Linked DNA regions of Homo sapiens: region 2 is linked to region 1. Evidence: chromatin loops called from intact Hi-C (ENCODE). Cell type or tissue: chondrocyte. All regions are shown on one strand. Each heading gives the region's core, and the rest is flanking DNA. Links, peaks and the distances in the headings are about the cores only.

What was found. A loop is a pair of places that touch in the nucleus more often than their neighbours do. Peaks named below come from ENCODE experiments on the same cell type or tissue, not always from the same donor. Only the 100,000 strongest peaks of a DNase experiment are listed, where the experiment ranks them.
Region 2: a loop joins it to region 1, with 9 times the contacts of the local background. A loop is called at or near these places in 7 of 110 quality-filtered maps.

Annotation. Positions count from the first base shown.
Region 1 is chr5:154,172,075-154,187,282 of GRCh38, reverse strand. It overlaps LOC124901118 (a long non-coding RNA gene), which reads left to right. Exons shown (of 2, transcript XR_007059010.1): 2 at 12,202-12,303. Among named protein-coding and RNA genes, the nearest start is that of GALNT10, 11 kb to the left of the region's middle. In chondrocyte, for the core only: CTCF peaks have their summits at 6,759 and 6,987 (motif pointing right); no DNase peak of the experiment used is centred there.
Region 2 is chr5:152,525,569-152,540,776 of GRCh38, reverse strand. No RefSeq gene overlaps it. Among named protein-coding and RNA genes, the nearest start is that of NMUR2, 130 kb to the right of the region's middle. In chondrocyte, for the core only: CTCF peaks have their summits at 7,737 and 7,961 (motif pointing left); no DNase peak of the experiment used is centred there.

The DNA of each region.
Region 1 (15,208 bases), core at 2,488-10,487:
TATGTCTATGAAGCCAGGCATGGTGGCATGTGTCTGTAGTCCTGTCTACTCTGGAGGCTGAGGTGAGAGGATTGAGCCCAGGAGTTCAGGCTGCAGTGAGCTATGATCACAGAATTGCACTCCAGCCTGGGTAACAAAGCAAGACCAAGTCTCTCAAAACAAATAAACAGAAAACAACCTACAATCTATGAGAATCCTTACCACAGCCCATAAGGCCTTACATTATTTGACCCAACTTCTAATTTTTGCCTTCTTTCCTTCTCTTCTAGTTACACTGGTCTTGCTATGTTCCTCAAATGTATACCAAATTGATGATTCCCTCAGGGCCTTTGCAAATTTACTGTGCCCTTGTCTAGAAATCTCTTCCTCTACCCCTCTGCATGGTTCTCTCTCCGCCTTCTCTCAGGAACCAGATCAGGGGTCCTGCCTCAGAGAGAGCTTCCCTGACCAGCTGATCTAAGATATCAACTAGCACCACCACCATCTCCATTTGCTTGATTTTTCTCCAAAGCAGGTATCATTTTTGGTCTCCCTGTCTAGAATGTGAGTTCCAAACAGACAGGAACTTTGTATTTGCCTTCTATGGTGTTCCGTGCCTCTGTCAGCACATAAAGTCACGTACTGTTCAACAACATTTCAGTCAACAATGAACTGTATATACCAATGGTGTTCCCATAAGACTATAATACTCTATTTTTACTATACCTTTTCTATGTTTAGATATGCTGAAATACACAAATACCATTGTGTTACAATTGCCTACAGTATTCAGTACAGAAACATGCTGTACAGGTTTGTAACCTAGGAGCAATAGGCTATACCGTGTCGCCTAGATGTGTATTAGGCTATCCTATCAAAGTTTGTGCAAGTATGCTTTATGATGTTCTCTATGAGAAATCACCTATTGACACATTTCACAGAACGTATCCCCATCACTAAGCCATGCACAATTGTATTTCCCTTCATTGTGAATCAGAAAACTGGTGCTCCTTCCAGGCAGAAGAACTTACAGAAAGGATCCCCCCTCTCCTTGTGCTAAAGCAGCCAGAACAGAGCCAAGGTGTGTGGATTTCAACTCATATTCCCACCCAGCCACACAAACTAAGCTGTGGCCTTTCCTGGGTCTGGCACACAGTAGGTGTTCAATAAGCCCCTGTTGAGTGAAGTACTGTATAGCAGTGAAGATCAAGTACAGGAGGGAAGATACTCAGCATCTCTCTCCTTCCCATCCCCTCTTCTAGCTCCTTAGAAGATTCTGCACAAAATTGGATTTGAGCTTTTTCTCATGTCACTTGTTGATCAAAGCTGCATGCCAGCCCAGTCTGGCCCCAATGAGGACTCTAGCCCAAGAACCCAGCTTTAATCCAGGGACTCTTTGATCACTTTGTACAATATGGGATGCACCAGGCAGGGGGTGGGCTTCTGGGGCTTTATTCCGCTCGCTGAGACAATACCATTTGAGACATGGGCAGTCTGTTAGCTCTGGCTGGTTTCCTGGGAGAACTGATCTGGTCATTGACTGAAATTGAACAAAAAATGTTACTTTCAGACTGAGCCCTCTAGGCCTATTGTGGGCGTTAAATAAGATAATGTGCATAAAGGGCTTACCGTGCAGACCCTGGTCGAATGTAAGCACTAGTAGCTGGGTGAAATAAAAGCTCAACAACACAGGAGCGTTGAGAGGGATGAACAGAATTTCAGCTGTCAGGCAAAACCTTCTGCTCTGGCCTGTGCCTCTCTGCTCTCATCTCCTGTTACTCTCCTCATTCGCTCCAAAGCAGCCACACTCTCCTTCTTCCTGGTCCTTGAAGGCCCTCTGCCCATGCCAGCCCCAAGGCCTTTGCATTAGCTCTTGTCTCTGCCAGCTGTTTCCCCAGATCTTCCTCCACTGTTAGCTCCCTTTCATCCTTCAGGTCCCAGACTACATATCACCTCTTTACAGAGACCTTCCTTAACTACCCAGGCACTCTCTCCCATACTTTACATCCTGCCATGTTTCCTTCACAGTGCATACATATCCCTCTTTGCCATAGTCTCATTTATGTGTTTATTTACTTGTTTATTATTGGGCTTTCCCAAATAGAATATCAGCTGCATGGGGCAAGGGCCCTGTCTGCTCATTGCCTGCTATATTCCTCCATCCTGGAACATTTGTGCCTGACACGCAGAAAGGGCTTAAAACATACATTTGATGAATGAGAAGCTCCTCTCTTTCCCCATATTCCCATCTTTACTTTTTTTGTTTTGTTTTTTAAATGAGCTGCGTATTCTCTTGCTCACTCTTCGGTTTCTTATCTTGTCATCAGTAACAACAGGTCTTTCAGTATCCCCCCAGAATATACTTCAGCAAGAAGGGTCAACCAGAGGAGAGGTGACAGGCGCAGGCCTTCAATCTCCCTGATGAGGATATGAAAAGCGTTCCTACTCGATGTCCTCACCTTGGCTTTTTTAGGGTCCCTTGTTACTGACCCCATTTGTCAAGAACTATACCCTCAGGCTCGTCTGGACCAGCCCTGAGCTGAGAAGATGTAAAAGTAGAATGGGTCAGCAAGTCAAGAGATCTGCAGACCAACAGGTCTGCATGTCAGTCTAACTCTCTTTCACCTTGGCCAAGTCCCTTAGCTACTCAATTTCCTCATCTGAAAAATGAGAATAATTATGACTCTATAATGATATAATTTCCAGGTTGATATGAGAGAGGTCTGCTTGACTGCAAGCAAAACCCAGAATGCTATAAGTGTTGGACTTCTGTGTCTCCTGCAAATTTAAAGCCTTCTTGCTTCTTCTTTCCTTGGGCATCATCAAGCTCAAATGATACATTCTCAGAGAAGCCTGACCAACCTCCCTAAACAGAGTAAGCTCCCCAGCTATGGAACCTCTTAGCAATGCCTTTCCTTAACAGTCACAATGTTTACAGTTGCTGGGTCATTGTTTGATATCTGTCTCCCGCACTGGACTGTAAGTCCCATGAGGACAGAGACAGACCGTGTTTGGTTTTGGTATTGTTTGTTTTTAGTAGGCTTTACTTTTTAGAGCAGTTTTAGATTCATTGCCAAATTAAGTAGAAGGTACAGAGATTTCCTGTATACTCCAGTCCCAACACATGCATAGCTTCCTGAATTATCAGCATCCCCCACCAGAGTATTATATGTATTACAATTGATGAACTTGCATTAACATTATCATTGTCACTCAAAATCCATAGTTTACATTAGGATACACTCTTGGTATTATACCTCCTATGGGTTTGGACAAATGTATAATGACATATCCACTATTATAGTATCATACGGAGTAGTTTTGTTACTGGTGGACGGTATCCAGGTTTTTGGTGTTTTGAACAAAGAATTGGACAAAACGCACAAAGCAAAGAAAGAATGAAGCAAGAAAACAGATTTGTTTAAAACAAAAGCACACTCCACAGGGTGGGAGGGGGCCCGAACAAGCAGCTCAAGGGCTTGGTTACAGAGTTTTCTGGGGTTTAAATACCCTTTAGAGGTTTCCCATTGGTTACTTGGTGTATACCCTATGTAAATGAAGAAGCTGAAGTGAAGTTACGAAGTTATTTACTTGGTGTACATCCTATGCAAATGAAGAGGATGTTTCCTGTCATAGCAGAAGTAGAGTTACAAAGTTATTTACTTGGTCTTAGAAAGTTGGGCTTTTTCAGTTTGATTTAGTTCTACGAAGTCCTTAGGTTCCCTGCCTCCAGGCCTTATTCTCCTGCCTCAGTTTTACTGCCCTAAAAATCCTCTGTGTCCATTTATTCATCCTTCCTACCCTAACCCAGCAACCACTGATCTTTTTACTGTCTGCATAGTTTTGCCTTTTCTAGAACGTCATATAGTTGGAATTACACAGTATGGAGTAGCCTTTTCAGATTGGCCTCTCTCACTTAGCAATATGCATTCAAGGTCCTTCCGTGTGTCCTTTTGTGGCTTGATAGCTCATTTCTTTTTAGTGCTGAATAATATTCCATTGCCTGGATGTAACACAGTTTGTCCGTTCACCTACTGAAGGACATATTGGTTCTTCCAAGTTTTGGTAATTATGAATAAAGGTGCTACAAACATCAATGTGCAGGTTTTTGTGTAGACATAAATTTTTGACTCCTTTGGGTAAATACTAAGGAATTCAATTACTGGATCATATGGTAAGGGTTTTTCTAGTTTTTCAAGAAACTGGAAAACTGGCTTCTAAAGTGACTATACCGTTTTTCATTCCCACCAGCAATGAATGACAGTTTCCATTGTTCCACATCCTTGCCAGCTCTTGGTGCTGTTAGTGTTATGGGTTTTGGCCGTTCTAACAGGTGTGTAGAGGTATCTCACTGTTTTAATTTGCATTTCCCTTGGCCACATGTTAGGACTTCATGAGGCTGTGTCACAGGCACGTCCCTAACCTTAGCAAAATAAACTTCCTAAATTGATTGAGACTTGTCTCAGATACTTTTTGGTTTATACAAGCAAGCACATTAAAAAGATACTCCACATCACCGGGTGCAGTGACTCACACCTGTAATTTCAGCACTTTGGGAGGCCAAGACGGGCGGATCACAAGGTCAGGAGTTCAAGACCAGCCTGACCAACATGGTGAAACCCCATCCCTACTGAAGATACAAAAATTAGCCAGGCGTGGTGGCATGCACCTGTAATCCCAGCTACTCAGGAGGCTAAGGCAGGAGCATCGCTTGAACCCAGGAGGCAGAGATTGCAGTGAGCCGAGATCATGGAACTGCACTCCAGCCTGGGTGACAGAGTGAGACTCCGTCTGAGAAAAAAAAAAAAATATTCCACATCATATTTCATCAGGGAAATGCTATCTGTGTGGGAGTAGAATGGGAGGCAGGTTTTCCCTAAGCAGTTCCCAGCTTGACTTTTCCCTTTGGCTTTGTGGTTTTGGGGTCCCAAAGTCTGTTTTCCTTTCACACTTGCCATGTGTGTTTTCATTCCCTGGCATATCCCCAATACCTAGCACAGTACCTACCCCAAAATAGGCGCTCAACAAACATCTGAGAAATAAATGAATCGATCAGTCAATTAATTAATAATCCTACACCCACCTCTTTAAAATCTGTATTCAGAAAACTCATTAACACTAGTCTCAATGACCCAAATTTCTATCTGCGCCAGGTTGGTCATTTAACAAGGCTCAAACTTATAATACAGAGGAAGAGAAAAAAATTCCTGGAGCTGAAATTTCCCCACCTGTACCTGGTCAGCCTCAATCAGCCTAGACTTTGCTTCTAGCTTCCTGTGTGATCTCAGACAGGTCACTCAAATTCTCTGAGCTTCAGGTTTATCATGTGTGGGTTTGTGAGTGTAATGGCAGCAGGAAGGAGAGATGTCTAGATAAACACAGAACATGGTTGTATTAAATAAAGCAGTTGAACCGGATGCTCTTTAAGGTCTTTTTTAATTTCAAAATTCTGTGACTAAATCCTGCAAGGTAGGATGGGAAAAGTGGGGGCAGACATGGAACACCACTTGGGATTCAATCCAGTTTCTGCATCTAGTGGCACTTCAACTCCTATTTTGAATGCAAAGAAAGGGTTTGCAGGATGCCTATGTAGGGGTGAAGGGAATTTCTCCCTCCCCTTCTGAAAGTTTGAGTCTTTAAGTCTCCAAAATAAACTGGTAATAGACAAACTAACAGGAGAAAAGACCTACACATTTATTAATGTGCCATTTGCATGGGAGCCACACAAAATATGAAACTCAAAGAAGGGCCAGATGGTTGAAGCTTAAATACCCTCATCATAAGAAAGAATAAAGTGGGGGATGTAGGCAATTTTAGAAGAAGAGTAAATGATTTTTAAGGGAGATGAATGAGCCTGGAGAACAGACAATAACCTGGGACAAAGTTCCTCAGAGGTGGTGACAAGTTATGAAAAGGCGGGGGGCAGAATTGCACTGTGAACAAAGGTTGTCTTATTATGCAGATAAAGTCTCTCAGGTAACAACCCTCAGAAGAGTAGTTGAAAGAACAGGTGAAAAGTCTGTCTGTGTGTGGTATCTGGGCTTGGAGACTTTTAGTTTCCTCTCCTGCAGAAGGAGCTCCTCCTCTCTGGTTAACATAGATTTCAGAGAAGGAGTCTAAGACATTAATTCCTCTACTTCTGAAGCTTATTTCTGAGGGCTGTCAGTCTCCTTAGTTCAAAGGAGTCAGCATGCAAAAGTGCCATATTTTGGGGTGTCCTTTTCTGAGCCCCAACACCTATTTGAAATGACCTCTAGATGGGAACTGCCTGTCTCCCTTTCTCTTTTTCTCCCAGACCCTACTTTGTCATTTCCACAATGAGATGCCAATTAAATCAATCCTGTCAACTATAAAGGAACACCACTGAATCAAGACAGTAGATATCAAAAGTACCTCAAGTAGGATACACTTTGAAAGAGCAAACAGAGAAGGCCACAAATCTCAAACAAAGAATAAATATACTATGTCATTGGGTGGACCCATCTCAAACAGAGCATTAGCCAGTAGGGTCAGATACAAATATCAGGTGTATAGGGAGCCATCCTCCTCCTGGCACTGCCATGAAAGTATCAGGGCTTGGTAAACGAGAGTGCTTTCTGTTTAATTACTTTTCATTTTTGTACAAAAGAAAAAAAAGGTATACAAAACACAGAGAGGTGGTGGGGCACAGGACCAAAGGGGGCTTCCTAGGAGTTTGAGACTCTTGGAAGAACGGCTGCAGTCTGTGGGCACCTCTGTAAAGTAAGAGGATTGGATACTCTATAACCCGGTAGTCTGAACCTTAGCTACACATTAGAATCACCTGTGGACCATTAAAAGCTCTGGATGCTTAACCTGCATCCCAGACCAATTAAGTCAGAATCTCTGGGAGTCAGACTCAGCCATCCCTACATGATTCCAATTTGTAGCCAAGTTTGAGAGAACCACTGCTCCAACATGGCTCTCAGGGCTCTAAAATCCTGCTAAGGTTTCTTTTTGTCCAAGCGGTAGGTCCTCTATTGTTCCACTAGGTGGCACCTTCCAGCAAACTTCAGTGGGTCCAGAGAAGTCGCTTCTAGGTCTAACTGCAAGGAATGAATTCATGAAGCAGGGCTTGGTGGTCTTTGCTGCCAACGAGGGGTCTGCACTCTTGACAAGAAGGCTGAACTTGTTTAACAACTTGCTGGTGAGTGCTGGAGCCACAGATGGTTGATTCATCCCTGTTTAAAAAGGTGAGGCTGGGCTGGACGCAGTGGCTTACGCCTGTAATCCCAGCTACTTGGGAGGCTGAGATAGGAGAATTGCTTGAATCTGGGAGGCGCAGGTTGTGGTGAACTGAGATCGCGCCACAACACTCCAACCTGGGCGACAGAGCGAGACTCTGTCACAATAAACAAACAAAATAAAAAGGTGAAGCTTGAAGAGAGATGTCTCTATCTCTTATGACTGGGTTCACCTCTTCACGGATGCACTCTGGTCTCTTCCCCCACCCCCACCCATCTCTCCAGCAGGATTGATAAACTCCTCTCAAAAGTTCTCAAGGAGCCCCATTATGTGCAGTAGTGTTCTTTTTATCTGGATAGTTAACAACACCCTGATTTTCTTTGAAGATTCACCCTTCTGCATCTCAGAACTTAGCCAATCAGAGCAGTAACCCCCTTCAGCTGCAGTGATTGGTCCAGGGACGGAATCTGAACAATCGAGGTTCAATTCCGTGGCTTTTGTATAGAGGCTATCAAGAAAGTAGTGGCTTCTTCCAGCGGATTGTTGCGAGCTGGATGTGAGCCCCACCGTGAGGCGTGTATTGGACCTCTTGACTCGGCTCCTCCGCACCTTCTCCCCACCCCAGGGAGGCGGTGTAGACTACATCAGTGGGCTTCCTTGCTCTATGTTTTCCTGTTGGGTTTAGCCCTTGAGGAGCCAGGGCAGGATTTCAGAGGGAGGGAGAAGAGCCAGGTCAGAGCATTTCTTTCCCCCGCCATTCCCTTGCTGCAACTTTGCCGCAGGCTGTCTGTGTCCTCCACAAAAGTCCATGGCTCCCATCGCGCAGGCTTCTTGAAACAGTCCTCCCTTTCTAGATTCCAATAACTGCCCCTTTCCTCACCCTTCAGGGCTAGGGCTGGACATCACACGCTGTTTCTGGCCCCATGGTACTGCCCCGTCCCTCATGGTTACACTATACCCTGCCCCATTTTCCTCCTATTAAACTCTCTTCCAATGTTCCAGTGTGAGAGTGCCATTCGTTTCCTGCAGACCCTAACTCAATCAAGGGAAAAGCTTCTTGAGAACCTGAAAACAGTCCCAACACAGGGGAAAGTGGAGCTGAGAGATCAACCAGTTACCCAAGCCAACCCCTGATGTCATCCATGCCTCCGGGTCAACTCCCCTCCCACATTCAAACAATTACCTAATAATGCTGGTTTTATTGCCTAATAAATTTTAAATGTATCCCTTCCCCTCTAGGCCTATTATATGAGACATATTTCAGGTGCCTGTAAGATGAATCCTTGAGCAGAAACCTGCTACTTATAATGACTCCGTTTTCTACTTTGTAGACAGCCTCCACCCTCATTTCTGGGCTGGTCCTTGACCTATGACTTTCCTGAACTGTCCTAAGGCAAGTTCAAAAGGATGAGCTGAGCCATTCAGATTCTATCTCAGAAATTGGAATCCAGTGACACAGAGGGAAGAAGGCAGCTGGTGGTGGCCTCTGAAGGTGGCAGTTCAGGTAGCACAAGGGTGGAGATTACTCTTGGGCCACACTGAAGGAGAAGATATGGGAAGGCAGAAACCAGGAGTAACAGAGGAAGTGCTTCAGTCAAAAGAAGCCAGTGCAGCCCAAGTATGGGAGGCAGGGATGCTGAGAGAGAAAACTGAAAGAGAATCACCTTGCCTCCTGGTTTTCCAGTTCCAGTTCTGGTTTCTGGGATGCCTGACTAGACTGAAGCCCCTGCCTTGGAGTTTACGCCTTCCCTGACGTTATGAGTGACTCTGTCACTTACGACCAAAGGAGCCCTGGCCTTGATACTTGATACTCTTGACTCAAAGTCCAAGTTGTAGCCATTACCATCTCTCGCTTGAATTGTTGTATCTCTCACTCCTAACTCCTCTGCCATTTCTGTCCTGCATTCCCTAACATTCATCCTCTCCACTGGAGTGACCATTCTGGGATGCCAACTTGCCATGTTGCTTCCCTCTGGAGGTTTATTGTCCTCACAGTAAAGTCCGAGTTGCTGGCCTTACACTTTATACAAAACTGCTAGTCGCTCATTACCTTAATAATGCTATTTCTCACCCCCATGCCTTTGCTCATGCTGTTTCCTCCTCCAGGAATACCCTTCACATCCTCTTGTACTGATGAATTCTTACTCAGCTTCAATGCCATCTCCTCTTCCATCACTTCTTCACTTTCCCATCCAGTTTGACTAAGAACTCCTTCCTCTTTTTTTCTCATACTACTGTGTATATTCCTATTTTAGCATTATATACTAATAAAGATGAGGGTGATGATGTTGGCTAACATTTATGGACCTCTTATTACATACCAAGTGCTAACTAGCACCTTACAGATGTCTTCTCTTTTAATCCTCATTGAAACCCCATGAAGTAGTTCTTTTATTATTCCTACTTCTCAAAAGAGAAAACTGAAGCAAAGATGTCAGGTGACTTGCCCAAAATCACACAGATAGAATGTGGTTGACTCAGGTCTATTGTTCCTTTCTTTTTTTAAAAAACTAACAGTTTAATTGAGATATAATTCACATGTCATACAATTAATTTACGCATTTAAAGTGTACAAGTCAATGTCTTAATATATTCACAGCTGCGTGCAACCATCAACATAATCAATTTTAGAACATTTTTATCACCACAGAAGAAACTCATACCCATTGATTACTCATTGTTTTAATGCTGCTCTTAGCAGCTGGTGTGGTGCCTAGCACATAGTATCTGTTCGACCAGCACTTGTTGAAGAATGGATAGCTACCATATCTTAGAAGACAGGGAAAGGTGCAAGAGAGAGGCTCTTGAGGCAACGCGTCTGTCATTTCAACATCAATTAAGAGATTTGCCTGATTCTTTTGTTTATTTATTTTATACTATTTTCCTTTCTTTCTTCTTTTTTTTGCTCAGTCACCAGGATGATGACAAGTGACAGTACAGTGGTGTGAACAAGGTTCACTGCAGCCTTGACCTCCTGGGCTCAAGTGATCCCCCTGTCTCAGCCTGTGTAGCTGGGGCTACAGGTGCACGCCACCATGCCTAGCAAATTTTTTGATTTTTTTGTAGAGACAGGGTCTCACTTTGTTGTCCAGGTCATCTCGAACTCCTGGGCTCAAGCAATCCACCTGCCTCAGACTCCTAAAGTGCTGAGATTACAGGTGTGAGCCATTACATCTGGCCCTATTTTTCCTTAGTAACAGCCCCCACTTACTGGTGGAGGTGTGTTGTAGATATAGGAGTCTGCTCTTACCATTTGCTCAGGGTTTTTTTACATCTCTGTGGCCCCAGGGAATTTCTCATCCTCACATTTGAGTTCTGGGATATTGCTGGTGATAATCTAGGTGCTGGGTATTTGATTTTGATTTTCAGTGGGAGAGAGTAAAGCCAGATTGCTTCTACTCCACCATTTTGGTGACATCACTCTCTACCACTGATTAAGTATTTTTTATGTGTGAAACCTTACAGTGTGTGATCTGTATATATTATTAGCTTATTAAGCAACAAAACCTGGAGATAGATATTATTGTATCCATAACACAAATGAGGAAACCAAATGTATTAGTTCATTTATGTTACCATAACAGAATACCGGAGACTGGGTATCTGTGAAGAAAATAGGTTTACTTTGGCTCAGGGTTCTGCAGGCTGTACAGGAAGTGTGGTGCTGGCATTCATTCCTAGTGAGGCCTCAGAAAGCTTTCAAACGTGGTAGAAGGGAAGGGGAGCTGGTGTGTCACTTGGCAAGAGAGGGAGCAAGAGAGAGAGGAAGGAGGAGCCAGGCTCTTTAAACAGCCAGCTCTCTTGTGAACTCCTAACCATGGGGAGGGCACCAATCCATTCATGAGAGATCTGCCCCCACTAGGCACACCTCCAGCATTGGAGGCCATATTTTTCTTTTTCTTTTTCTTTTCTTTTTCTTTTTTTTTTTGAGACAGAGTCTCGCTCTGTCACCAGGCTGGAGTGCAGTGGTGCGATCTCTGTTCACTGCAATCTCCTCATCCCGGGTTCAAGAGATTCTCCTGCCTCGGCCTCCTGAGTAGCTGGGACTACAGGCACCTGCCACCATGCCCGGCTAATTTTTTGTATTTTTAGTAGAGATGGGGTTTCACCATGTTGGCCAAGATGTTCTCAATCTCCTGACCTCGTGATCTGCCTGCCTCTGCCTCCCAAAGTGCTGGGATTACAAGTGTGAGCCACTGTGCCCAGCCTGGAGGCCATGTTTCAACATGAGATTTTGAGGAGACACACATTCAAACCATATCCCCAAGACTCAGGGATTTCATTTGTCTAAAGTCAAACAACTAGTAATCAGCATCATCCTAATATTAAGTAAACAACTACTACCTTTAATAGAAGATTTAACCATGCTTAGATACTATGCTAAGTTCTTTATGAACATCACCTCATTGACTCATTTATGCATTCAACAGATATTTATTGAGTACCTACCACAAGCCAGGCATTGTAACAGATGTTAGGGATTGGGTGGTGAGCAAGCAGATGTTCACCCAGGATTCACAGTCTAGTGGTGGAAAAGGCATTGTAGAAATGAGCACATGAATAACAACTACATTAGATGGGAGGAAGAAGAAAAGACCTGTTGGCTGTTAGGGGAAGATCTGGTATTAGAAGCCACTACTCCTTGAATCCAGGTCCAACATTTTCTGCAAAGTTATACTAGCGTGATTCCTCTAGGATGTTTTCCTAGTGGGACATTGGGTTTGCCAATGGCTCTCTGAGCTGCTTGTCCCTGTAGGAAGTTCCTGCCACCTACTGAATGCATGTTCATATACACACATACACTCAGTGGGAGCTACACTGCCCATGCCCTCATCTGCACAGCTTGCCTAGGGAAAAACCAATGCTGTGGGCTTTGCAAATGTCTTATCCTCAGCTGGGGGATTTGCGTTTGAAAAACACTTCTCTGTATATGGGGCTGGATCTTGCTTTTATTACATAAATGATCCTGGAGATCACTTCATATAAATACATAGAGATCATTCCCATTCTCTTTTTCAGCTGCAAGTACTCCACAGTGTGAATGAATCAGGTTCAGTCTCCTATGGATGGACATTTGGAGTTGTTTTCAATCTCTGGCTATTAAAATAACATAATAATGAATAATCTTGTGTGCAGCTTGTTCTGTAGTGTGGAGGTGAATCTTCAGGAGAGATTCCTAGAAGTGGAAGTTGCTGGATTAAGGGATAAACACATCTTCAATTGTAAAGCTATCCTTTTGCACTCCTACAAGCAGTGTAGGAGAGTGCCTGGTTCTTCACAGCCTAGGCCCACACAATATTTTTTAAAGCATGCATTTTATATAAAAATTCACACTCCTGGTTTCTCTTAAAAATTGCAAGATCTATAAAAATTACACACACACACACACACACACACACACACACACACACACACACTGCAAGATCTGGCAACACTAGGCCTGTTTTCCTGCATGGCAATAACAAGCTAGGGCTGAGTGGTCGCCATAGCTCTGTGGGTCTTAGACGTTTCAACTGATCCAATTCAGCCCCTTCATCATGAAGATGAGAAAGGTCTACAGATTCATAGAGGCAGCTGAGTGGAAGTTAACTCCCAGTCTCTTGCATCAAGTGACCTCCAGAGTAAGTACAAAAGGGATGGGTAGCAAGGGAGGGTAAGTGTATAAAAGCACTGACAATTCAGCATTAAAATTGAAATTGTTTTTAGCATTTACTGAGCTCAGTAAATACATTGCACCACACTGTAGTTAGTTAAAGTGTGACTAATCCACATAGAGCAGAGTAACAAATTGGTTTCTATTTCTTCTGAGCAACCATAAAGAGGGCTAATGCCATAGCAGGAGGATCTGGGTTATGTATTCATTCATTCCCTCATTCATCAAACATGAACTGTGTGCCAGCCCCTGATCTAGGCACTGGGAATTTAAAGACAAACAAGCACTCGAACACAGGGATCTAAACACACAAGTATGGAAAAAACTTGATATAATGCAATAAGGGTTTTATTGTAGGAATGTACTACAGCCTGCTATGAAAGCCCAGAGAAAGGAACTTCTAATTCTGCTAAAGGGCACATGGAAAAGCTCACAAGGGAGGTGATGTTTGGGAGGATCCTAAATGATGCATAGGTGTTTGCTAAGAAAAAAAAGGGACATGGGAGAGACTTTCTTGAAGATAAACAATGTTCAAAGACAGAACGTGACAGAAAACCAGCTTAAAAAAGATTTGGGCATAAAAAAGAGGAAAAGGATGACAGAAATTTGCTGTCTTACTTAATTGAAAAGTCCAGGGACTTCGCAAGTGCTGTGAACTTCATGTGTTTAAAGGATGCCATCAAACCACAATCTCTCTCTCTCTCTCTGTCTCTCTCTCTCTCTCTCTCTCTCTGTCTTTCTCTCTCAACTCTTCTTCTTACTCATGATTTTTGCCCTCAGGCAGGCCACTCTCTCCAGATGACAGGCACCTGCCAGCAGCTCTAGGTTTACATTATCCCGACAGCTAGCAATGCCAGGGGAAATTTCTCTTTCTCAATAGCTTCACTAAAAATCTCATTCCGAGTTTCACTGGCTAGGTCTGGGTCACTTGCTTACCCCCAGAATAAGGAGTGAACTCTCACCTAAGTCTTCGAGTTCTGAGAGTAGGGCAGAATGAGTCTCAAAGGAAAATTAGAGTCCTGTGTTCAGAGGAAGGATGGATGGGTGCTGGGTAGGCAAAATCATCAGATCTGGAAACAGTGGTGGATTGAGAGTACATCTGTCTCATTAGTGATGGAAGAGTCTCTTCATTTATGAAGGAGGAAGTTGAGTCTCAGAAAAGCAAAGTGACTTATCTATAGTCACACAGCCTGACAGCAGCAGCGTCCGGGAGGAGTCCTAGTTCCCTGAATCTGAATCCCAGGACCTTCGTGCAGTGAGCATTCCCTTATCTGAGGAGGCAAAGGTGCCTTGGAGAGGGATGTGGGTGCTTCCAGGAACCCCTGGAATCACTTGCTCTGTGGCAGATCCATCAGCCTGCAGGCCCAGATGCAACACCATCTACCCCAGACATGTGCCTGATATTTGGCCTAGGCCTCATAATAGCATTGCAACAGGTTCCTGGGCCCAGGGACTGAATGACTCAAGGGCACCAAGGCCTACTTAAGGCAGTTAAGAGTGGGTGACAAGACAAACGGAAAGTAAGGAAGCAAAGTGGGGTGGTGGGAAACTGAGGCTGAAGATGGGGCAAGGAAGGGGGAGGAGCTTTGAATGGGGCGGGAAAAGAGCTGCTCAGGCCAGAAGAGTTCAGTCAATGTCCTGTTTTCTATAGTAGTCACCCAATTTGTATGTGTATTTTAAAAATTCTTTTTTGGCAATGTGATATATGCCTAAGGTTATATAATTAAACAATGAAGAAAGCTTATAATAAAAAGCATCTGCCTTCCACCTCCTGCACCCTCGCGTATCCTGTTCCCCAGAAACCACTGATTTTCCACGGTTCTGCTTTTAGCCTTGGCTAATATTTATGGAGCACTTGTCATGTGCCAATCTCTTTGTGTACATCATTTCTTTAAGTGCTCCCCATAGCTCTATGAGGTAGGTATCATTATTATGCCCATTTTACAAATATGAAAACTAAGGAGAAGTAGGTGATGTGTTCAAAGTCACATGGCTGGTGAACAACAGAAATGGGATTTCAGCCAGGGTGTCTGACTCCAGCCACCGGAGTGTTCTTTATCATCACACTCTGGTGGTTCCTGTCAAAGCTTTATTACCTCTGTTTCTTGATTTATCGGCTAGATATTATCTATTGACTTCTTAGTATGATTGATGAGGACTTAGCTCACTTAAACCCCACCTTCTGTGCACCAATTTTAACTAGATGTGTCACAATATTTAGTTCTGTTGGATGCACTTAAATCTCAATTTCTAGTTCCTACTCTACACACATTTGTTGATTGGTTGTGTAGGGTCACCTGAAAGGTGGTAGGCCATCCCAATTTTTTTTTATATCCATCCCTATTCATTGTAGTCTCCACCTCTGTGCCAGGC
Region 2 (15,208 bases), core at 3,978-11,977, 1.6 Mb after region 1:
GCAGATGCTTTATAAAGTAAATACTGTCTTACCAAATAATGGTGTAGACCCTGTGTTTTCTCTGATGTCCCTTCTCCTCAAGGTTATGACCCACCTGCACATTTCTGGTAATGGTACTCCAAATTCCAGCATTTGACACACATGTCTTTGAGTTAAAGCTTTTCATTTCTAAGGAGACTGACATAAATTTTAAAATCCTCTTAAAGTGTTAACATTCCAAGGGTAACGCATGAATATATGAGTATAATCATATATATATATATATTTAAAAAGCTCTCGCCTAGGAAATTTAGAACTGACCCCAATACTATTTGTCAGTGGGCCTCTAGTAAGTTCTGTGTGTCTGTTTGATTATGTGCAAACATAGCAATGTATACACAATCACACACAGACACATGTATGTACATACATGTGCTTATATACATCTACTTATGCAAATTTAACATACGTAATGAAAAGCCTACAGAGCACTATTTCTTTTCACAGAAAATTAGAATGTATTAGCAACTCATAAGAACAACTGATTCATATTTTCTGTTTTACATATGAAAAAACACGACCCAAAGTGGTGATATCATTTCCTTGGAAAAAAAAAAAAAAAAGATATTCATTCTATTTTCTCCTAGTGTAATTTTCCTATGGAGAATCAACCCAATTCTAAATCATTATGTTCAGGAGAGATCACCCCCATTCTTAACTCTAAGGATAAGCAGGTAGCCAAGGAACAGAAATACACAGCATATAGCCCTGGAACAGCATATAATACATCAGCCACAAACAGCCATAATAACTATAGAGGTGATTACTGAGTGATCTCTTTCCTGACAAGAAGCAAGAAAACTCGGCTATTTCATCCTCAGTGGCTGTAGTGATTGGTTTGGGAATGGTCACAGGAGACAAGTCAAGCCAACGTGCAGTACTAAGGTCTTTGGAGGTCTTATTAAAGAAAGGAAATGTCTCCTTCCTTGGAGGCTTGTTGAACTATAAAGAGACAGAGAGAGAAATCCTAAATTCATTGGGTGCTCCCATGTAGGATCTGAGATTAACACCAAAGGAGAGGAAAGAAGAGCTAAAGAGATGGTGAAATAAGTTTCTTGTAATAGTTCTTGGGATGCTGATCCAGCTATACCTGGAGCCAGCCAGAATCAGTCTTAGATATATGAACTAAACCCCCTCTTTTTGCTAAAGCCAGTGTGATTTGGGTTTCTGTTACTTGAAAACCAGTAAGTCTTGAGTAATAACTAAATTTACCTAGGAAAAAAGTGGCAGGCCAAGATTCAAATACAACAATGTCTTCTAACTTAAAATTTAATTATCTTTTCCATCACATCAGTGGTCTCATTTGCAGGGAAGAATGAGACTTAGGTAATGGAATAACTTAGAATAACATTTCCAACATATACATTTGCCCTCTATAGTCCCCTGCCCCCTAGGGAAACCAGAATGAAGAGAGGCTGAGGGTTGACAGTAAAAGGGAAATAAAGTTGAGAATATAAGCAAATTTATTTCAAGAAAGTTTCCTTGAGTGATTGATTCATTCCTAGCTCTAAAACAACTTTACAGTCTTATACTGCTTTGTTACATTGAGTGCCAAGAACTCAATTATGGTGTAGAAGTGAGATTCCAATTTAAAGCAGTGCCTTACACTTTATGAAACAAATAACTGGTTTCTGAGCTAGTAACAATGAACAATAAAGTAGAAAAATTTTCTTCTCTAAAGTAAATGATTGACTTCACTGGGTCCCTAGAATAAAATTAATTCTTAGAAGTACAGGAAGTAAGTGCATAGCAATTATGCTTTTGAAGAGGGAAATTCACGAATGACTACTGGAGGGCTACTGTGTCTTCTTACAAACAGAAACGACAATATCCTCAAAGATGTAGAAAAAACAAAGTACCGAGTCTGTCAGCTTCTGTGCAAATGTCATGTTCTTTGGAATGTTTACATAATTTTGCATGAATTTTAATAACACAGGCTATTTTGTTAATAAGTGTCAGGCATAATAAAGAGAATAAAATTGTTTTGAATATCACCTAGAAAAGAAAATGGGGTTTCAAGGATGGTTTTAGATCAAAAGGCTCAGGCAAACCTCTAAGCATGTCTGTGCCTACAGCAACATGGAAAATAGACTAGTTCTGAGCACTTAGCAGTGCCTGACTAGAACACCAAATTGAAAAGAACTATGAAGCTCATCTGGATCCAATGGGAAAGAATATCACAATTGACTATCTATGACTGTCATGGTCATGGGAATGGAAAATAGTACCTTGAATATACTGTACATATCTTCTCTGACTTAAACAACCCATGACTAATAAAGGCCTGCAGTTTTATCTTTCAACTCATGTGACCTCTTCTAAGTATTCTGAAATAATAATATTCACATTTGGCCATTATTTTAGAATAAAGAACAATTAAGTGGCTTATTTGGAAAGAGAAACTTTAAGCTGTGAATCCTGTGTCTGTCAACAACTATACTTCTACTGATCCTTTCAGGGAGACTTTGTCTCCATCTAATACAAGTGAACGGGCTGGATGGTAACTGATAACTTTCACTCTCAGGGAGAGACACTGTTTCATTCTGGGAAAAGCTAAGTTATGTTGACTTAAGATCTCTAATAGCAATCTTGCTTCTTCCAAGTATTGGCTGTGCATCCTTATGCTAATCATTTGACCTTTCTGGGCTTTGGGGTCCTTAGCTATACCACACAGAGACTTATTAGCTGTCATAATGCTCCATTGAAACAATGCACACAAACGTGCTTTGGAAATTGAGAAGTACTATAAAAATATGAGTTATTACGAGGCAAAAAAAAAAATCTGCAGCCTTCCTATTTAAAATTGAGAGATCTTTTGCAATTATAAGTCCCAATGGGTTTAACCATTTTACTTAGGATTACATGAACTCAATTCTACTATTCAGGGTGACAACAACTCAGTTAAGTTTTATATATTGATTGACTCACCTGATACCTTCAGGCTGGTTACCCTGTTGAATATTATTCCAGTCACCATACAGGTCGGTTACAGCTATCTTTATTAGCTCTCTCCCACTTGAAGAATGCTATTAGTCTAGACAGAATAGAATAGAGAGTGTTAATGTAGCCATTTTTTAACTCATAAGGCTGATATTTTCTTTACTCCAGCCTAGGCTTCCCCTGTTGACTCTATCTTTGACCTATGAACACAGGTTCTGAACTTGTGAAACCTCTAGTTATGCTCACTTTTTACTATTCAAGTGATTTTAGTGGACTCTATTCTTGTGTCTAAATCAGTATTTTGGTGGCCATCATTTTATGACCTGCACATTGTTTTCCCTAAACACTTCTGTTCTAATTTTGTAATTCTCCTTTCTGTAACTCATATATTTTTCTTATTTTTAAAAATCTACAAAAATAATAAAAACTTTAGAAGTATTATCTCATGTAATCATCATAACACACTTATCAGGTTTATAGATGGGAACATGAATACCCATGAAAGTTAATAGAACTTCCCAAGGTCATAGAGGTAGTACATAATGGAGATGAAATATAAATCCAGGTCTACATGATGCAAAAGCCTGCAACCCTTCCAGAGTATCCTGCTGCTTTTAAATCCTCATCCATATTGGAATTATCTTTGTTATCTTTACCTCTGATCAAGAATGTGCCAGAATGGCCTGTAACAAAATGTGTTTGTCTGAGAAACAGATATACCATTGTTGCAAGCACAATTTAAGTACTAGCCAACATTGCTGAAGTTGATGATCAGCTTGTGTCTTTATCTATAATATCTATAGACTTTAAACAGCAACAATAAAACAATAAAATATAGATCAGCATTACTGTTCATTCATTAGGACAAGAATTAGAGAATATTAAATGTCTCCATTTTCCTAGTTTAGAAGTGAAGATGCAGGTCGAAACCTTATCATTCTCATGGATTATGCCAGAGGTTTACAACAGAGATATTCAGTTTTTTCCCAAGACCCTAGGCTCCCAGAAGATTACCAGGTTTAGAGTTATAGAACTCAGAATAGGTTGAATCTTCATGTTTATTTTCCTACCTAATCATTTGAGAGAAAGTGAAATTTAAATCAGAAAGGTCAAGTGAGGCCAGGCATGGTAGCTCACTCCTGTAATCCCACCATTAATCTATGGACAAATGGCTGAGGCGGGCAGATCACCTGAGGTCAGGAGTTCGAGACCAGCCTAGCCAACAGAGTGAAACCCCGTCTCTACTAAAAATACGAAAATTAGCTGGGTATGGTGGCACGTGCCTGTAATATCAGCTACTCAGGAGGCTGAGACAGGAGAATCGCTTGAACCCAGGAGGTGGAGGTTGCAGTGAGCTGAGGTCACACTACTGCACTCCAGCCTGGGTGACAGAGCAAGACTCCATCTCAAAAAAAAAAAAAAAAAAGGAAAGAAAGATCAAGTCACTTACTACAATCACTGCAGCTAATACTACTCAGAGTGTCAGACTTGTAATGGAATATAAATCAGCATTTATGACTTCCTTCATCGAAGTCTGGCTACAAATAACCCCAGCTCAACTAAATTGTATGCTTATTTTATACATTTCATTACATTCTAGTTTCTTATGTAGTGCAGTCTAATAGCAGGTAGTATGCAAACTGGCAGTCCTTGGTCATATTTTGAGTAGCACTGACTGCAGCTAAGTAGTTTACAAGGCCAGAATTGGGAATTAGTTTCCAGCTATCCAAACCTACACTTTTTCAACTGAACTAGCATTTCCTACAATATTCCATGAAACAATATTCCCATAAGATGTTAAGTAATAGGTGTTCTACATTTTCTTAAGTCTGAAAAACAGTGGTCAAATGTAAATTTTTTCCTTGTTATACTGAATTTCTGGGTGGTTTTACTATGTTAATGTGCTCCATGACACTCAGAATGGAAGAGACCGTGTATTAGTTTTAAAACTTTATTGTACAAACACTTATTAACAAAATTAATCCAAGTGACTCAAGGAATACAGTTTGGGAAACTGTGTCCTGTATAGTAGGATGTTACACAAGTGAAGATCTTACTAGGAGTTTAAGGTACAACACAAATGTATTTCCCCCTCACATTTAGACCAGATCAATCTGATAGCCTCTGACTTAGTACATGGCTTGGTGTCACATTTAGAAAAACCACTATTTTAATGTTCAAATTTTAATTAAGGAGTCCTTTGAGTCTGTATCAGGCTTCCTTGTAGTAAAATCCCAGGAAATACTATATTCGTCTATTTTCTATTGCTTAAAATGCAATTCCTAAAAATGGGTGATTTGATAAGGAAAATAAATTTATTTCTTAGAGTTAGGAGGCTGAGAAGTCTAGGTTGAGAGGCCACATCTGATGAAGGTCTTCTTGCTGGTGGGGGCTCTCTGTGGAGTTCCGAGGTGGTACAGGACATTACATGGCGAGGGGGTCAAGTGTGCTAACGTACTAGCTCAAGCCTCTCTTCCTCCTCTTATAAAGCGCCAGTTCCCCTCCCATGATCATCCATTAGTCTATGGACAAAGTAATCCATTCCTGAGGGCAAAACCCTCATGGTTCAATCATCCTGAAAGGCCCCACCTCTCAATATTGCCGCATTGAGGATTAAGTTTCAACATAACTTTTGGAGGGGACATCCAAACCATAGCAGGTATATTTCAGAACTCCTACCAATTTAAGATTTTCTCTGTATCCATCTATTGCATCTAAACCTCATTTATCATAGTAAAGCAACTGACTGTAATTCAAAACTGCAAAACTCTCTTCAACCCACCCCAAGCTGACTCTTATCTTTCTTATCCCACCCACCTTGGTTTTTTCCCCTCTTCTAAGAGACATCTTTGCTCATTCCAAACTAAATCCATCCAGCCTATCTGTGCTCACTTCCATTAGCTCTCTTACCCACAATCCTGCTTTTACAATGAATCCCAGAAACAGCGTGGCAGGCAGAATTCCACTTGGCAGGCAGTAAAGGAAGAAAAGCTGTGAACACTCATACACTAACAATTGTTTTCTCCAACATATACTTCTCATTAATCATGCAAAGGCTTAATCTACTCTCTCTTTCATATTTATAATTCACACTCATTTTCAGTCTATTGTATATGTTGGAATAAACAATTAGTCATGTATTAGTGTTTACACCTTTCTGCCTCCACTGCCTGCAATCTATTAAACTTCAATTACTGTGACCTGGTAGAGGACATGAACTTCCATGAATTATTCTAGGTTGATAACTTATCCTGCCTGGAATTCTCTGATGACAAGGAAGCTGATTTTACTGTCTGAGGTCCACTACGTAACTCACATTTTGAACTAAATACTATATACTCTCCAGGCGGGTTTCCACTCCACTCTATATCTTGAAAAAAGATCTTAAACAACAAGGACCACTATAACACACTAGAGTTCACACTATACCAGAAGCAAGACAAAAAAAATGTCAGCAAAAGACAAATAAAAGATCTAGCACAGTCTCTTTGAATAATAATACGCTGGATTGATACTTCCTGTTTACTTTTAAAACCCCTTATATTCAGAACTGGACTGGGAACAGAAAATTTAAGTTCTTATATCATCCATCCCTCAACCAAATGACATTGAATACATCCCTTAAAATTTATAATTCTCAGTTTCTTCATCCATAAAACGAGTCAGTCAAACTGAAGTCCCTCTTGGCTCTAAAGTAATGTGATTTTATAGTATGCCTCAAGGTCTTTTAGGTACTTCGAGCAGTGGTTAAATGATCAGGTTCTGGGTTTGAATCTCAGCTTTGCTATTTACTGCTTGTATGACCTTGAACAAATTAATTATTCTCTCTGGGTCTCACTTCCCTAATCTATGAAACTGAAATAATAATAACCTACCCTACAAATTTTGGAGATTAAAGTAATGCATTTAAAGTACTTCAAACTTAGTTCCTAGACCCTAGTTACAGCTCAGTACATAGAAATTATTATCAACACCATTATAGGTTTTTTAAAATTTATTCCACACCCATTAAATGTCTGGCATAGTGTTCAGTGAACAGGTGCTGATCTGGGTATATCTCAGGCCTATGTTCACTTCACTTCCAGATAAATATTCCTTAAATAATACAAAACTATTGCCTTTTAATCATTAACCTTATTTTGACTTCTTATGCCTAGTGCTATACAGAAACTTATTTATTCAAAGACTTAATGTAGTACTTAAGTGCTAGACACTTTTCTAAACACTGTAAAAATATAAACTCAATCTTTCCATAATCCTATGAGTTGAATATATTATCATCTCACTTTCTCTATGAGGAATTTGAGTTGGTAACATGCCCCAGAGTATGTTCCAACAACTAGTATGTGCCACAGCTGGGATTTGGACTCAGGTGGCCTGTCTGTAAAAACTGTGTTTGTCCCACCAGGCCACACTGCCAGCCTTACACGCTACCATTCTTGGACTTATCCCATCTTGAATGGTTAACTAGTCTCTTCCCATTCTTCTGAAAAGTCCAGGCATTTCACTCATTTACGTTGCTGTACATTTAACTCTGCCTTCCTTCCCACCCCTTTCTAACCATCAAGTGGCGTCTTCCAGGTTCAACGCTCTACAGACCCAAATCTAAGACATCCATCAAGACTTCTTGCAATTTTCTCCCTTTCGATGTTGTCAGCTGTTTCTTCCGCTCACTCTGATGTCTTCTGTCTTGGTCTATTTCACTTGCAAGCAAAAGGGATGGGTAACATGTAATTTTTTGCACATGACTCCTCCTGCACATCCCACTAAACTGTAATTACCAAGAGACCAGGGTCTGTAGGATTCTTTCGCATTTTGTTCTCATGGTTGGTGGTCTGTCTCAAAACAGCCCTAGAAATTCCCTTATAAGCTAAAACATTAGGATGTATAGCATTTATTCGATCCCATTTTCTCCTCAAAGCAAATCTGACAACAGATACAATAGTCTTATTTGGCATAAGCTAGCCTACAGTGACATCTGGTGGCTATATTCTTAAAAGGTTTACAAACATTCACTAAAAGGGTAAGGTTTGTTCCTTAAGGAAAAGTTGCATTATCTATCAAAGCATGTGTCAGAACTGAGCTACCCACCAAGAGGGCAGGAAGAATCTGGTGAGATCTACACTCAGTCCTGAAGTACGGAGCACCTCCCCTCAGAAGGAGAAAGCACAGAAACTGAGGACAACTACACAGAAGTTGAAGTTCTGTGTTCCAGTCCTGACTGTTAGTGCCTGGAGAGTAGACAGGCCTCTGTTTCTCTCTGGGCCTTGGTTATCTATTTTGTTTTAATGATGGAAATAAACTCAGCCTCTAAGTTCTTTCCTCCCTAATAAAACAGAATATAATCTACAAATAAATACATACAATTTCTCTCAAATATCTAGTGCCAAGTAAAGTTAGTTATGATTTCTCATTTAAACATCACCTGTCTTATACAAGTACATCATAGAATTAGCCAAAATTAAGAGGCTAAAATCTCTCTCATACCAGTAGTAACAATAGTACCATTCACAAGAGTAATAATAACCGCTAACAATGCTATGTAATATGTATTCTTGTATGTATAACCTCATACTGTTAGACACAACTGAGGAGCCTTAAGCAGCAGACAGTCCCAGATGGCATCTTATGACTCAGGATGCCTCTGCGGAAGAGGTTGGGTCTACACAAAAGCCTCATAGGGCCGGCCTTCATAGCTGGAGAGCATCAACATGGGATTACAACCCCGTCTGTCCTATAAGACTTTAATGCCTCTTCTCTTATCTCACAGCCCTACCTGTAGTCATACAGGAGGCAGAGCAGTCCTGTTAAGCACAAGTGAGCAAATGTCCAAGCTGTCCAACCATCCCTCGCCTTCTCCATTGGTAACCAAGCCTGGATTAGGCTCAACAGAAAAGGGGTAAAGGCAAAAACTGGAAGAACTCTTGAAGCTGATATTAGACTGGATGCCTGGAAAAGGATGCCTGGATGCCTGGAGAAGTTTATTACTACTACAAGTGACATCAGAAGCTATGGAATATACTCAAGGTACTGTCAGGGCTATAGAAAGGCGGTTTGACACAGTACAGAGTAACAGCAATAGTAAAAGAATAAAGTTGCTTTCTGTTGGAGGTTTACTTAATCTGCCTCATTCAATAACCATATTTACTATTATGGACTGAATAGAATTGCCCATTTTGAATGACGGGTAAGCAGAAGAAATAACCTAATACAGAACCTCTGAAAGAATGAAAGAGATATGGAATACGAGAGATAGCAAAGAAAATAATACATTCCAACTGCTTTTCCCTGTTAAGGAAATATGAATGCTCTAAAACATGAAATAAATCCACAACACACAATAAAAAGAAAAGTAACAGTACAGGAATACTGGTATTGCATATACTGTCTAAAAGGATGAGGAGTTAAAGCAGAAATGGCATTTATGAAAAATAGTAAGTCAGTGATGTTGCAGGCAGGCTTGAAAAAATCACATATAATGTTGAAGTCAAAAAAGACCAAAATAAAAATGATTAGTGAAAAATATAACTATGTAGACGGGAGCAGATACTAGAGGACCATTACAGGAACAATTGCTTCCCCTGAAAAAGAAGAAAAACTAATTGCAATAGAAAAAAATATTCAAATAGGTATTGGAAGAAAATAATTTAGAAGTGAAGGCAAGAGTTTATCTGAAGGTCCAACAGGTTTCTCATTTTCCAGGGAAATTTAAGAATGTCTGAAATCACAATTCTGCTTAAGTTGTTAGACTTTAACAATAAAAGTGTGTTACATTTGAGTCCCACTAGAATTGCAAAAAAAAAAAAAAAAAAAAAAAAGAAGAAGAAGAAAGAAAGAAAGAAAAGAAAAGAAAGAGAAAAAAAAGTATCTTAAAAGCATAAGGTACAGAAGTGGTTACTGAAACAGGAAGAAAAGAGATATCAGGCCCTGACTTCTGGGACAGTTTAGATGCAAATAGCTGAGTTATGCCTACTTAGTTTTAACAGGGAACTGCATATTTGTAAAACATTGCACTCAATAAATGGAGAAAACACATTTACCCTGCACTTCTCCCCTAAACTCCAAATTCATTCCAGAGGCTACTCTTTATCACCCAATTATCTAATAGACAACCCAAAAACAAAATTTCCAAAACCAAACTCCCAGTCTTCCCCTGACAATTAGGTCCCAGTTTCTCCACATTTAAGTTAACAAAAATGCATTTTCTCTTCACTCAAACAAAAAAACCCAGCAGAGTCATTTTTAACATTTCGTTCTACCACTCCGCACATCTGAACTATGTAGAAATCCCATTGGCTCCACTTTGAAAATAAAGCCTAATTTGAACATTTCTTACCACCTCCCCTGCCATCACCCTTTTCCACATCACTACTATTTGTAACCAGGATTATTAAACCAGCTTCCTAGTTGTGTCTGCTTTCATCCTTACCCCTAGTTGTTTATTCTTAGGGAGATCCTGTGTTTCATCCTCTAACTTGGGACATTTTTGAAAGTGAAAGGGGCTAGGACAATAGGCATAAACTAGGATCGTCCTGCACAAGGCAGGGCGTATGATCCTTCTACTTAATCTTAATACAGAAGCCAGGAGTGTTTTGTTTTCTGTTTTGTTTTTGAAATGGAGTCTCACTCTGTCATCCAGGCTGTAGTGCAGTGGTGTAATCTTGGCTCACTGCAGCCTCCACCTCCCGAGTTCAAGTGATTCTCCTGCCTCAGCCTCCTCAGTAGCTGAGATTACAGGCATGCACCATCACATCTGGCTGATTTTTGTATTTTTAATAGATAATGGGTTTCACCATGTTGGCCAGGGTGGTCTCAAACTCCTTACCTCAAGTGATCCTCCCCCCTCACATCTCAAAGTGCTGGGATTACAGGCATGAGCCACAGTGCCCATTCAGCCAGGAGATCTTTTTAAAACAAGAGTCCTGCCACTCCTGCTCAAAGGCTTCTCATCTCCTTGGCTTAAAAGCCAATGTCCTTCCAATGACCTACAAAGTTCTCCATGTTCTGGCTGCCTGACATCTCTGACCACACCTCTCTCTTTCCCCTCTCCCTTTACTCCAGCCACAAGTCCTACTTTTTCTGAAAACTGCCAGGCACCTCCTGCCTCCAAGCCTTTGCCTTGAGGCTCCTCCTGGAAATGCTTTCCCCTCCCCCATTGCCTCTGTGTGACTTACTCTTTCATTCCTAGCAGGCTTTGCTCAAATGTCACCTCATTAGCAAGTCTTCCCTGACAACCCTGTTTAAAATTGCAATCTCCTCCCCCAGCTCCCATGTCTTTTATTTATAGCACTTATAACTTGCCCATACTTCTATATTGCTTACTTATTACATTTTGCTGTTTGTCTCCTCTCATCACTGCCCCACTTGAATGTGAGTTCCACGAAGGCACATTTTTTTCCTGCTTCTTTTCTCTGACCTAGTCCTTATGATACAACAGTAAATGGAAATAAATGAAGACCAACCCAATGACAACAAGCAAGTCCTATTTGTTCAGAGCTTGCTGTAGTAAGGGAGCCAGCCACCACCCCTAGTGTTTTAACAGAGACTCAAAGGCAGGCAGGGCAGTGGAGAAGCTTTAGAGTGGATACACTGGAACACTTCAGGTGTGCCCTGACTGTAAGCTAGTGGTCTGGGGAGGCTGTAGGTCATTTACTAAATGTGGGGCATCCTATGTGATCAGTTAGGGGTATTTATTTGGCTTTGTCTGATCCAAAGTTGGTATTGATATGGGAGGGGGGCAGAGAAGTGCTCGACAGAGAAGGGCAGTGTCCCTGGTAAGGGCTCCACCCTCAGTCCTGTGCCCACAGACCTAAGTGAGAACAGGCACTCCTGTTTTCACACTCAAATGATGTATTTTCCAAGACCACTCTGGCCTGCCTTGGCCCCCATTTTGTGCCCATAAAAACTCCCAGACCATAGCCAGCACAGACACAAGCTGCTGGACGTCAGGAGGAGCAGAAGAGCACACTGACAGACACCAGTAGATACCGGCAGTCCATTGACGGCGGGACAACATGGAATTCGATCTGAGGCAGTTGGAAGAGAGTCCCGCAGCTGGGTGACCCGACTCCAGGGAAAGACCACCTTCCCACTCCATCCCCCTTCTGGCTCCTTATCCACCAATCTGAGAGCTACCTCCATCACTCAATAAAACTTTGCACCCATCCTCCAAGCTCACATGTGATCCCATTGTTTCGGTACACCAGGGCAGGAACCCAGGACACAGAAAGCCCTCTGTCCTTGTGATAAGGCAGAGGGTCTAATTGAGCTGATTAACACAAGCCGCCTGCAGACAGCAAAGCTGAAAGAGCACACTGTAACACAGGCCCACTGGGGCTTCAGGAGCTGTAAACACTCAACCTTAGATGCTGCCATGGGGTCGGAGCCCAAAAATTCTCCCCACGACCTGCCTGTATGTTCCCCACAGGGGTTTGAGCAGCGGGGAACTGAAGAAGCAAGCCACACCCCTGTCACATGCCCTGCGAGAGGGATAAGGGAACTTCTTCCATTTCCATATGTTATTTATATCATAAAAGTGTTGATTAAAGAAAATCTCCTTATAATGTTTAAGGTTATAATCTATAAAGACACGGTTATCATTCAATCTTTTAGTACTGAAAGATATAATATTGATATCTATAAAGTACCATCTACAGACAGTGGAGGTAAAATCTACAAAAAAAAAAAAGTAGGAAACTGTTCATCTCTTATAAAACTTGACCTTTCAGGTGAGTAAAAAATTATTAAGGAGACTTCAAAAATATAGTAAATATATTGTAAAGAGATAATATAAACTTTTCAAGTACTTTTTTAAGCCGCCTAATATAGCACTAAGAAAAATTTTTAAACAAAATTATAAAGGAAGAAACTGACTTTATTTTTTAGTCATAATGAAACTCGAATAAAAAGCAAAAGTGAAACAGGAAATATGGGATCAGCAATACTAGCAACTCCTGAAATGTAACTGAACAAAACAGAGAGATGCAAACCTCTCTCATAATAGCTCTTATATTACAAAGGATAGCAAAATTTCAAGTATAGACTTTGCTTCTAGCAATATAGTGAACTAGATTCCTTAATGAGACCTAGATAAGTTATGACAAATGTGTTATTTTTTTTAGTTCATTGCTAAGCACTCAAGAAAATAAGGCCATATAAACAGTAACAGTGAAAGCAACCCAGTGAGAACAAGCAAAGCACTAACACCACAGCATCAATCAAATGTATAAATCAGGACTGCTTTCAAGGCAATGCTGAAACAGGAAGGGAAATCGGAAATGAGCAACTCCAGGCCTTTGAGAAGTACTGGAGCTGAACTTAGACTCCTACATTAAGCCAGGGGTTCACAGGGGGACTATACCCTGCAAGAGTCTGCTTACCAGCAAAGGGAGGCCACTGGGAATTCTGGCTGCAATTGTTTCCATATGCAGTTTCCCTTGAGAACTGTAGCTCTTGGCCTGCTCTCACCTGGGTCTGGAGTTAGAATGAATACCATCTTTCTGGTCAGAAAGAAATCCCAAGCCAAGGAAATAAAGTAGCCCCTATGTGGTAGCATCTCCTGAGGTCCAGCAGAAGCAAACACAAGTACACCACAGAACAATGCATCCCAAATTTTGGTCGTTTAGTGTTCTTCAATAAGTTCAGCTTTAAATGACTTCATGAAAGGTAAAACAATAACAGAAATAAATACATGAGGAAGCAAGAAACCATAAATGAGATTAAGCAAATTTAGACTCCAGAGGACTTCAAATCTTGAAATTATCAAATAGAGAGTAAAGATATAATAATATTTCAAAACCAAGAAATTAAACAAAAAAAGCAAGAAAACACATTTAGGAGGGGATTCTCTGAGTAGCTTGAAAAGGGGATGCCAAGGGGAATGTGCTCAGGCATCTTGCCACAATGGTATTGTTGTGTGTCTTAGGTTGGGGGATAGGATTGCAAGTGTGTGGTTATTCTGTGCCATAACACACATTCAATATTACAAATAACAATTCTCCCAAATACTACATGAAATATAACTTAAGTGTTAAAAAACATTTAAGAATCTTTGTGTACATGTTTATTCTTGTTTTCTCCTAAAGCCTCACCAAAATGATACTTAAGATATTTTTAGAGTTATTTAAAGGTATTTTTAATCAACCCAGAAGGACAAAGAGATAAACAGTTGAGGTGACAAGAGACACATAGCTGAGGATGTGGGGAGGATGCTTCCAGGAGTTCTCCAGCATCTTGTCCTCACTGTTGGGTCTCTCCAATTGCAGCTCCCTGATGTAGGGGTACTTCTCCTCCAGCTGGCTGCTCCCCAAAGTATACTCCACAGCACTCCACAGCCTCTTAATGTAAGGCTTCCTTTTTCCTGCCAGGCTGTCCTCTGAACAGCACCCCTTTTGACTCATCATCAGAGAGGACTTCAGTTATGTCCTGGACCACTTTCCCTTTCTCAGGTATGACTCAGGACCCAATGCACATTTCCTCCAATAGTTATATCTCTTTTATTATCCCATAAATTCTAGCAAGTGTTCATTGCTTCCTTTCATGATGGCAGAGGATTAGACAGAAGTTCCCTAGAAAGCAGTCGCAGCTAAAAGCAGCAGTACTACAATGCAAACAAAGATTAAACACCATGTGCATCAGGTAGGATAAGTCACCAAAAAAAGGCACACCAAGGCACATTGTAGTATTACTGCAAAACATTAAAATCAAAGAAGAGGACTTAAAATCTACCAGAGGGAAGAGATCAGTTTCTGGCAAAGAGCAACAATTATACTCGCAATAAGCTTCTCAATAGCAAAAATGAAAGACAGAGAATAAATGTCAATCTAGAAATATGCATCCAATAAAACCAGTTAAATATTTTCGGAAAAATAATTCTTAAGAGCTTGCCAACTGTAGAACCTTAATAAAGAAATTTTCAAAGGATATATTTCATGATTATAAAAACTTGAACAATGACCTAGAAAGTAGTTCTGAAATTTTAACAAGGGAACAAACAAATTGGTAAATGTGAAAATAGGTATGAACCTTGTATAAAATAATAATGTCAGTTTGTGGGCTCCAAAAACATATAAATGCTATGTAAAAATTACATGTAAATTAAAAGTAGAGTCATCAGAGAGAACACATTCTCAGTTCCCTGTGATTTTAGTAGAGAAGGTTAATATGTTGATTAACTGTAATTTTTAATAATGTTTAACTTCTACAATGAAGTAGAAACTAGGTAGTCATC